Linked DNA regions of Homo sapiens: region 1 is linked to region 2. A link is an interaction called in ENCODE POLR2A ChIA-PET data of the cell type or tissue named here. Cell type or tissue: MCF 10A. All regions are shown on one strand.

Region 1 (5,000 bases), 70 kb before region 2:
AGCAGACAAGCTGCATGCCTACTGCCTGAAGCAGCATTTGGCCAAAAGCAGACTTTTTAGGACCAAGGAGACTTGTGTTTGGGCCGCTTACTGTGTGTCCTTAGGCAAGTTACTCCCCCTCTCTGAGTTCATTTCCTCTACTGGTTAAGATGAGAATTTATTTAATAGGTAGAATTCCTGGGAGCATTACCAGAGATCCAGTTTATCAAGGACTCAGCACAGTACCTGGAACAAACTAAAGAACGCAATCAAACGAACTATTTTGAGAAAGACCAATCTTTGCCTCTGGGGTCTTCCTCCCCAAACCCATAACCCAAGTCTAACCATCAGAAAAATATCAGACAAACCATAACTGAGGGACTTTCCTCAAAACTCCTGACCAGTGCTCATTAAACATGAGGAAAGCCTGAGCAGCTATCCCAGCCAAGGGAAGTTTTGGGAGACGTGACTACAGGTACTGTGGGGATCCTGGATGGGATCCCGGGACAGAAAAAGGACATCACGGAAAACCTAAAGAAACCTAATAAAATGTGGACTTCGGCAATCATGTATCAATATTGGTTCACAAGTTGTGACAAACGCAGCCCACAGACTAAGATACTAGCAGCTGGGGAAGCAGACTGCGGATGTGTGAGAACTCTGGGGTATCCTCGTCGCTTTCCTATACATCTCAAACTGTCCTAAAAGAAAATGTTTATTTAAAAACAAAAACAAGGCCGGGCGCGGTGGCTCACGCCTGTAATCCCAGCACTTTGGGAGGCCAAGGTGGGCGGATCATGACGTCACCTTGATCGAGACCATCCTGGCTAACATGGTGAAACCCCGTCTCTACTAAAAATACTAAAAAAACGAGCCAGGCGTGGTGGCGGGTGCCTGTAGTCCCAGCTACTCGAGAGGCTGAGGAAGGAGAATGGCGTGAACCCGGGAGGTGAAGCTTGCAGTGAGCCGAGATCGCGCCACTGCACTGTAGCCTGGGCAACAGAGCAAGACTCCTTCTCAAAAACAAAACAAAACCAAACAAAAAAAACTGCTGCTGCTGTAGTGCTATCACTGGGCAGGAACACGGGAGGCTTGCAGGGGACATGGGCTGGATTGGGATGGAAAGCCTCTGAACGCTGCTGTTCCTTGGGCTCAGATATGAGCTAACACTGCCCAGGCACCTCTGCCGTTCTGGGTACTTTCCTATCGCTGGGATTATTTTACAGATAACTGATAATTCCCTGGTAAGCTGAACATGACGACCGGAGCTCCAGGGGAGGAGATTCCTGTCTGGGGTAGGAGGCTGAATTGGATAAGAAAGAACATTAAAATTCTCCTCCATTGAGGGATGGTAGGGAATCCTGCTCTAAGATGTACAGCTAAGAGAACAATAAGCAGACGAAAAATTTTTTTCCTAAACGTTAAGAGCAGTGTAAGGCATACTGTATGATTCCATTTATATGACATCCTGAAATAAACAAAACTACAGGGGCTGAAATCACACCCATGGTTGCCAGCCGCTGGGGCGGGCGAGGGGCAGGGGGACTCTTGGGGGTGATGGGAATATTCTCTGTATTGACTGTGGGGGCGATGTCACTTGGCTGTATACATTTGTCAGAACTCACAGATCTGCACGCTAAAAGCGTGACTCTTACTGTATGTAAATTACAACGCAAACCTGACTGAAAAAGGCAATGCGTGAAGACAAGGTAATTTGGAAGATGACGAATAAAATCTTTCCCATAAAAATCCAATCAAGACCACTCATTAGCACTCTGGTGTGTGACTTTCCTGATTATTTTAATATATAATTTTTTATAAAGCCGAAATCATACAGTACAAAGAATTTTGTAACGCCTTTTTTTTCCCCACATTATCGCACATAGATGTCCCTGCTCTGAATGGCAAGCTCCAGAACTCTCACTGTAGCAGCTATAAAATATTCCGCCACCATCAATTTCATCCCTGCTCTCACCCCCTCCCTCAGGGACAGTGCCACTGTTTCATTTTATGCTGCCATGCACAACTCCGCAGTGAACATCCTTGTGAAACATGTTTTTCTACCCTATATTTAGGATTATTTCCTTAGGCCAGATTCCCAGAAATGGAATTACTGGGACAAAGGGCAAGAGCACGTTTTACGTTGTTGCCAAATTGCTCTCATTAAATGGATATTAAAGGGAACCGGAGAGCCCTGGCCAAGGCTAAGGGGCTTTTGTCCTGGGCCACCAGCTTGACAGGGCCATGTGAGAAGCAAGGAGCGAACCCAGGTAGGTTTGGTGGGACCGCTCGCTAACTGAGTGCCCGCAAGGTGACGGTGCCCAGAGGGTATTGGAGATGCGGCAGCCCACAAGCTGGGGTTCTGGCCCCGGGGGACGCTGCCTTCCATGGGAGCTGGAGAATGGGTCGGTGAACTCTGCCTTTGTCTTTTTGCTCTCGGGGACAGATATGGAGCTAGTTTTGGGGGATCCTGCATTTGCCAGACCAGGAAGAGATACTTCACCTCTGCCTGTTTCCAGGTGAGCCCCCTGTCCAGTGGCACACAATGCTGGATCTGGGCTGGAAAAAATAGGGCCTAGAAGGACCTCATGAGGGTCCCATGTGAACCCCCAGAGATCTTCAGAACTGGCATTCCAAACCAGATATGGCCTCAGACCTGCTTCCAGAGTGGGTGGGGAATGGGGTGAGCTGACCCCCCCAGAAAGAGCCCCCATTGGGCCCCCGATGCTGGCAGAAGACACCTAGCCTTCGCCTTCCCTTGCCTTTGTGGTGAGCCAGCTCCCTCCTGCCCAAACCTGCCTGCTGGTTTCCATGGGGATTCCTCTCAAAGTGAATACGAATCATGACGTCCAGGCTGACTCAAAACATGTGCCAGGGAAGGGAGGAGCTCCCGGACCCCAAAAGAAGCCAGTCTGGAAAATCCTCCCATGAGCTTATTCCCGAGGCCAGAGAAACCTTGCCCAGTCGGGGATGGGGTTGAAAACAGCAGCTGTTTGTCATGGGGCATGTGTGGCCCTGACAGCTGGGTGGATGTGCTGGGCTGGAGTCAAGTCCCCTCTCTCCCTACGTGGAAGCGGCTTGAATTATCACACAGGGGACACCCATGCTGCACAGTCGGGTTCCACGTGGCACCACCCCACTGTAAGGAAGGATTTGCTGGACCTGCACACACACCCTGGGGCCCCAAAGGAGAAACGAGAAGTTGGATGGCAGCCCTGCTTAGACAGTCAACAGCAACAACACCAACAACACTAATGATGAGGCTGCCATCACAGTGTCATACGCAGTGGTGCTCAAAGTGGCTTGCGCTGGGAGAATGGGCTTCAGTCCCCACCTCCCCTGGCTGCATTTCTAAAATTCAAAGTAAAATTCACAGAACGTAAAACTAACCATTAATCACTTAAGATGTACAATTCACGGGCATTGAGTCCATTCCTGATGCTGTGTCACCATCATCTCTATCGAGTTCTGAGATGTTTTTACTCCCAAAGGAAGCCCCATACCATTAAGTCGTCACTCCCTGCTACCCCATCCCCAGGCGCCAGGCAGCCACTAGCCTGGTATCTATCAATGGGACTTGCCTGTTCTGGACATGTCACATAAATGACATCACATACTTTGTGGCTGTTTGTGCCTGGCTCCTTTCACTTACTGTTTTTGAGGTTTATCTGTGCTATGGCATGAGTCGGAACCGCATTCCTTTCATGGCTGACTGACATTCCATTGTATGGGCAGGCCACATGTTTATACATTCATCTGCTGATGGACACATGGATTGTCTCTATCTTTTGACTATAGTGAAGAGCCAGCTTTATATATCTTTTTTTTTTTTTTTTTTTTTCAGATGGAGTCTCACTCTGTCGCCTAGGCTGGAGTGCAGTGGTGCGATCTTGGCTCACTGCAACCTCCGCCTCCCGTCAAGTGATTCTCCTGCCTCAGCCTCCTGAGTAGCTGGGATTACAGTCACCCACCACCACTCCTGGCTAATTTTTGTAATTTTAGTAGAGACAGGGTTTCACCATGTTGGTCAGGATGCTCTTGAACTCCTGACCTTGTGATCCACCCACCTCTGCCTCCCAAAGTGCTGGGATTACAGGCGTGAGCCACCACTGCTGCCATATATCTTTTTTTAATGATGACAGAAGGAAGGACACCTGCTATGCAGACGCTAGCCTCACTACACCCCACCCATATGGACATTCACAGGTGCCCGTGGTTAACATTCATCAAGCAGTTACCATGTGGCCAGCACCATGCTAAGAGCTTTATATATAATCCCTCATTTAACTTGACAACAATGCTAAGGCGGGGAGGCTGTTTTTATCCCTGTTATCCACATGCTACAGAGGAAGAAACTGAGGCACAGAGCAGGGGATGTCTCACACAGGCCTCCTGCTCTTATAAGACAGGCCCAGGATTCAATTTCGTAACCCCCCAAGACAGCAACTTCCATCCCTCTGTTATGCCAAATTCCTCTGGCCAGAGGCAAACTCCAATTTGTGTACCTTTGTGCTCACACACCTCAAGTACATATTATGAGAAAGGAGCTGGGACCACAGCCAAAGCCACAGCTGGAACCAGCATGGCAGGGGCCTCAGGTCCACCCTTCTGTTGCTACCCCACGCAGCAGGTCCTCAGACACCTATAGATCAGCTTGGCCTCCAAGGCAGAAACCCATGGATGCTCATTTGGGGAAGGCCCGTCAAAATATTTCATGTTCTTTTTAATCTCACAAACGGAAAGTCATACAGCAAACGCAAAGTGGCAGGTAACGATATGATCCTAGAAGGGCCGGTTTGGGCCTTGGTCCCAGAAGAAATCTCAAATGCCGTTCACACTCTCCCTCCCCTGGTTTCCCTCAGGTAATATGACCTCTCCTTGCCCCGGGGCTGTTGTTATTATTACTGTGATCCACTGGTGAGCTGGGCTGCAACCCAGCTGTGCCCTTGGTGTTGTGGGCACAGGGGAGCTGCCTGCACCTTTCTCAATGGCTGCAGAGTTGGGGTGACTGTGTCTATTTT
Region 2 (5,000 bases):
CTTCCCATCTGCGGTCACCTCAGCTGCCCAGAAGATGCTCAAGGTGATGGAGATGGAAGGAAAGGGCAGGAGAGGTTCACTGCCTCCTTCTGACTAGTGTTCCCTGCGGCCCTGCATGGACTCCACCCCGGTCATGCTCTCAGATCTGCTAGTGCAGCCCTCTGATTGTAAAAATAAAGCACATAGGCCAGGCGCGGTGGCTCATGCCTGTAATCCCAGCACTTAGGGAGGCAGAGGCAGGTGGACTGCCTGAGCTCAGGAGTTTGTGACCAGCCTGGGCAACACGGTGAAACCCTGTCTCTACTAAAATACAAAAAATTAGCTGGGCATGGCGGCACGTGCATATAGTCCCAGCTACTCTGGAGGCTGAGACAGGAGAACTGCTTGAACCCGGGAGACGGAGGCTGCAGTGAGCCAAGATCACACCACTGAATGCCAGCCTGGGTGACAAAAAGAGACTCCGTCTCAAAAAAATAAAAATAAAAATAAAAACAATAAAGCACATAATGACAATAATATAAAAAATCATGCACATAACCTTAGCTACCATGTACTGAGTGGCTACCATGTACTTAACAGGCAAACTTTATTCCAATGGACAAAGTGAGTGCTGCAAAGTTTGACTGACTGATGATTCATTCATTCGTTCACTCACTCAAAACTATGTACTGAGCATCTAGCAGGTGCCAGGCCCTGTTCTAAATGCTGGGGATACAGTCATGGGGAAAAAACAGGCAAACCCCTGCCTTTCTAGTGGGATGGAATAATAAACAAAATAAGTAAGAAACGCGTGGTCTGTCAGATGATAACATATGCTCAGGAGAAAAAAACGTAAGTCAGGGAACGAGAAATAAAAAATTGTGGGAGTGGGTGCCAACTTTTTGGATGGATGGAATGATCAAGGACAGCCCAAGGAGGTGACTTCTGACAGGAGACAGGAGGGAAGCGAGGGAGCGTGTGGTGTGGGTGTTTAGACAACAGGCATCCCAGGCAGAGGAAGCAGTCAGGGCAAAGGCCTCGAGGCACAGCAGGCTTGGCGTGTCCAAGGAGGCAGCCCAGATCACACCATCAGTAAGGGAGGGAGGCTTTCACTTGCCATGCTGTCTGGGCAGAGAGGCGCAGGAGGCAACACGGTGTGTCCAAGGTCACACAGTTAATCATTGAGAGATCAGCCAAGCATGGCACACTGGAGTCAGGGCACAGAGCTGCATCCCAGGGAGTCACACCCCTCCACATCCCAACACTCTGATGTCACACCTCCACCTTCCTTGGAGGCTCCTGGAGGAAAGGCCCAGGTGACAGCTCTTCCCTGGCACCAGGTGGGTCTCCTGGCTTCGCCTCCCGCTGCCTCGGGACCTGGGAAAGGTTCTCCCGACTCAGCTGCTGGGCAAGCCGAGGCCTCCTGTGGTGGCGAGACTGAGCGAGGGCAACAGCGCTAGTCCCTGGGGAGGCTCAGGGCGACCCCCGGGATTCTAAAGGTACTTAGAGACTGCGAATAAGTTCAGGGATTTATCTGTTGGGCTCAATGTATTGGCCTGGCAGGAAAGGTCATTCAGGAAATTTTTCAAAATTAGTGATAGTCAATCTTCTAAAAGACAATTATATCTGTGCGTATACCTCCTGCATCAGCGTGTGGAACATACACGCACACGCAGGTGCACACACACTTCTACCTAACACACGTCCGAATGTGAACACCACTTGTTCAACTTCGACATCTAATGATGAGGTGATCCGTGGCCAGCGTGAAGATACGCAGAAAGCATGGACTCCTGAGCCCTGGGACTGCAGTCTGAAAGCAGCGGAAACACTTCGGACCTGGGCACCTTGCGCACCTCGCTTCTTTAGCTGTCCTTGGCCTCGATTTCCTTATCTGTAGAGTGGAGCTCACCAGATTGCTAGGAGAACTACAGAATAAAGCGCCCGACTTAGTGCCTGACATCCAGAAGAAGCGCCATGAAATGGAAGCTATCAAATCGCAGGACAGTTTTAGAAGTATGTGCAGTGCAATCATTTCATTTAGAAGACAAACCAAACCCATGTAAGCAAATTTATGAGCCATTTCTAAATACAAATAGCAATGGAGGTGAGATAATCAACAACTAGCCCCAACTAGTAATTTGCAACAGAAATGAATGTTTCTTAGTCAATCATCTTCTGTTTCCCCCTTCCTGGTGGTGACATGGTTTGAATCAGCCAGTCTGGGAAAAGCCATGACACACGGGTTGACCTCTTGAAAGCAGTTAACTTGGAAGGAAAAGGAATGATTCTTAAACCCAGTGAACCCAGTTCTCCAAGCAAAGGTCGGGCGGCAGGCCCAGGCTTGCCCCTCGAGGTGTGGCCCGAGCCTCCTCAAGCCATGTGAGCACGTCACAGAGATGCCTCAAGTGTCCCAACTTCCTACTTGGTCAGCACTAACCATGCGGGTAGAGACGGCCTGGTGTGAAAAACAAAACACGGGTAGGGTCGTAGAATCGAGACTGGACTGAGGGCATTGATGTCCCAAGGGCCTCCTGAACAACAGACCATAAACCAGGTGGCCTGCATATCAGCAATGTGCTTTCTTAAAGTTCTGGAGGCTGAGAGTCCTAAGTCAAGATGTCAACAGGGTTGATTTCCTCCGGAGGCTCTGAGGCAGGATCTGCTCCACACCTCTCTCAGCTTCTGGGGCTTCTGGGGCTGCCAAAATCCTTGGCATTCCTTGGCTAGCAGCTGAATCTGTCTCTGCTGTCACACGGTGCTCGTCCCTGTGTGTCTCTCTGTGTCTAAGTTTCCCTCATCTTTTACGGACACAGTCACTGGATTTGGGCCCACTCTCCTCCAGCATGACCTCCCGCATGACCTCCAGCATGATCTTAACTTGGTCGCATCTGCAAAGTCCCTATTTCCAAAGAAGGTCATGCTCACAGGTACAGAGACTACAGCGTAAACGTGCCTTTTGAAGGCTACAGTTCAACCCATAACAATGACGATCCCAGAAGACATCAGAACAAGCTCAGGCTAGCTGGTGGCTACGTTCGACAGTTCAGCAGGAGAAGGGCGGGTGGGCTGAGTACTCAGGGCTCGCTTTTCCAATTATTCTCCCTGGGACGGTAGAGAAATTTCTTTTTTATGCAGAAGAAGCTGAACTGATCGAAGATAATGTATGTAAAAGAGGGTACGTGCCTAGCACACAAATGCCACTTAGTGATGCCACCTTGGATGGATCTGGAGGAGGCTCGAAGCTCTGACACTCGGTGACATTTCCACTACCCGGTGACACAGAAGCCTCGGAGGTAGCAGCCACGCGGGCACCCAGCTAAGGGAGAGATGTGGGAGGCGGGCGGGAGAGGCTCTGCTCTGCCTTGGGAAGCGGTGAGGAAAGCTGAATAAAGGCGCAGGCTTTTGTGAGCAGAGGCAAGAGACTCGAGTGAACTGCCAGGAAAGTCAGCTGCCAGGGGTGCCAGGTGAGTCACTGACTCAGACGGGCTACACCGATCCCACAAAAGACACGTCCTCCCACCAAGAGAAATCTGTTTGACTTTAGAAAAGTACAGGTTACAGTGATACTCACTACACACCCCACCTTGCAGCGCAACAGAGGCGAGACGGGAGGAACAGGAACTGCACCTAGGTCCCTGAGGGATCCGGATCCACCTTTACTGGGATTTTATTTCCCCCAAAAGCAGGACTCTACTCAAATCACATTCGCCTGGGGTAATAAAGTATCAGAATCCTCTAGTAAGAAGGCTGGAGCCTCATAAGACGTGGGACCCTGGTAGGAATGGATCAGATTCTGTGACTTTCCTTGATCCTGAATGAGTCTGATTTTCCCCCTGGGCTTAATTTTAACAACGAATGATCTATAGAGATAAATTTATAGCGGCCTGACTGAAAGATGGACTCTTTGAGAAGGTTTTCACGCAGTGATGATGGTCTTACTGTCCCCAGCCAAAAACCCTATCCTCTCACTGTTAATGCGGACCCTCGTACAAAGGTTTTCAGATGTCCCTGCACCTGCCCATGTATAAGGTTCCTATGGCTGCTCAAATGGCCACACACGCAATGGCTTCTTCTCTTACAGTTCTTGAGGTCAGAGCCCAACACGGCCTCACAAGGCTAAAATCAAGGTGTGGGCAGGGCTGGCTCCTTCTGGAGCCTCCAGAGGAGAAGGAGTATCCTTGCCCGTTCTCCAAGGCTGCCTGCATTCCTTGGCTGGTGGCTCCTTCCTCCATCTTAAAGCCGGGAATTGCAAGGCTGCTCTCTGCCTCCGCACATCTCCTCCTCAGACTCAGACTCTCCCACCTCCCTCTGTCCCTGGTAGGGACCCCTGTGATGACACTGGCCCCCCTGGATAATCCAGGGTAACCTCCCCATCCCAAGCTCCTCAACCCAGTCTCCTCTGCGGAATCCTCTTCATCCTGCAGGCAGCATATTCCATTTCTGGGGAGTAGGACATGGGCATCTTTGAGGGCCCATGAGTCTGTCCACCACACAGATCTCACTGCCCCACAGTTTCACAGCCCATCTCCTCGAAGACCAACAAGCCCCAACCAAACTGCTGACAGATCCAGAGCCATCTATGTCACCCAGCCCCTCACACTCTGCCCACCCACACTCGGTGACTCGGGGCTCACTGAGTGTCCCAAGCATGGCTACCCTCTGTATCATGTACCATCTGAGAAACCATGTGCCCCCAATCTCTCTCTTTACCCTCCCTCACGGGCCCATCCCAAGATATTCTCAAGATGCAGCAATAGCATTGTGACCTCCAGAAAGCTTTTCTTCATCCTCCCAACCTGCCCTAGAGACCTCTCTCTTCTTCCCCCCTTATATCCGTGTCATGCTGCATTATGAATAACTATTTAATCATTTGTCACAGTATGGGGGAATACTTCAAAGGCAAGGACCACAGCTCATTCATCTGTATCTAGCCAAGGCCTGATTTACAATGGGTAAAGCCATCAGTAAGTGATGGATGAAGGGATAAAGGGATGGGCGGATAGATGGAGGGATGGGTG

Evidence for each region. Peaks named below come from ENCODE experiments on the same cell type or tissue, not always from the same donor. Only the 100,000 strongest peaks of a DNase experiment are listed, where the experiment ranks them.
Region 1: POLR2A ChIA-PET joins it to region 2 with 17 read pairs; 8 of 35 experiments call an interaction of 5 or more read pairs at or near these places.

The regions. Positions count from the first base shown.
Region 1 is chr16:81,599,096-81,604,095 of GRCh38, reverse strand. The region is part of intron 1 of CMIP (c-Maf inducing protein); the gene reads right to left. Among named protein-coding and RNA genes, the nearest start is that of MIR6504, 9.8 kb to the left of the region's middle. In MCF 10A, no CTCF peak of the experiment used is centred here; DNase peaks (open chromatin) are centred at 2,055, 2,815, 4,495 and 4,845.
Region 2 is chr16:81,528,964-81,533,963 of GRCh38, reverse strand. The region is part of intron 1 of CMIP (c-Maf inducing protein); the gene reads right to left. It overlaps MIR7854 (microRNA 7854), which reads right to left and starts at 62; the gene lies at 1-62. RefSeq lists enhancers at 683-1,182, 1,183-1,684. In MCF 10A, no CTCF peak of the experiment used is centred here; DNase peaks (open chromatin) are centred at 2,303 and 3,453.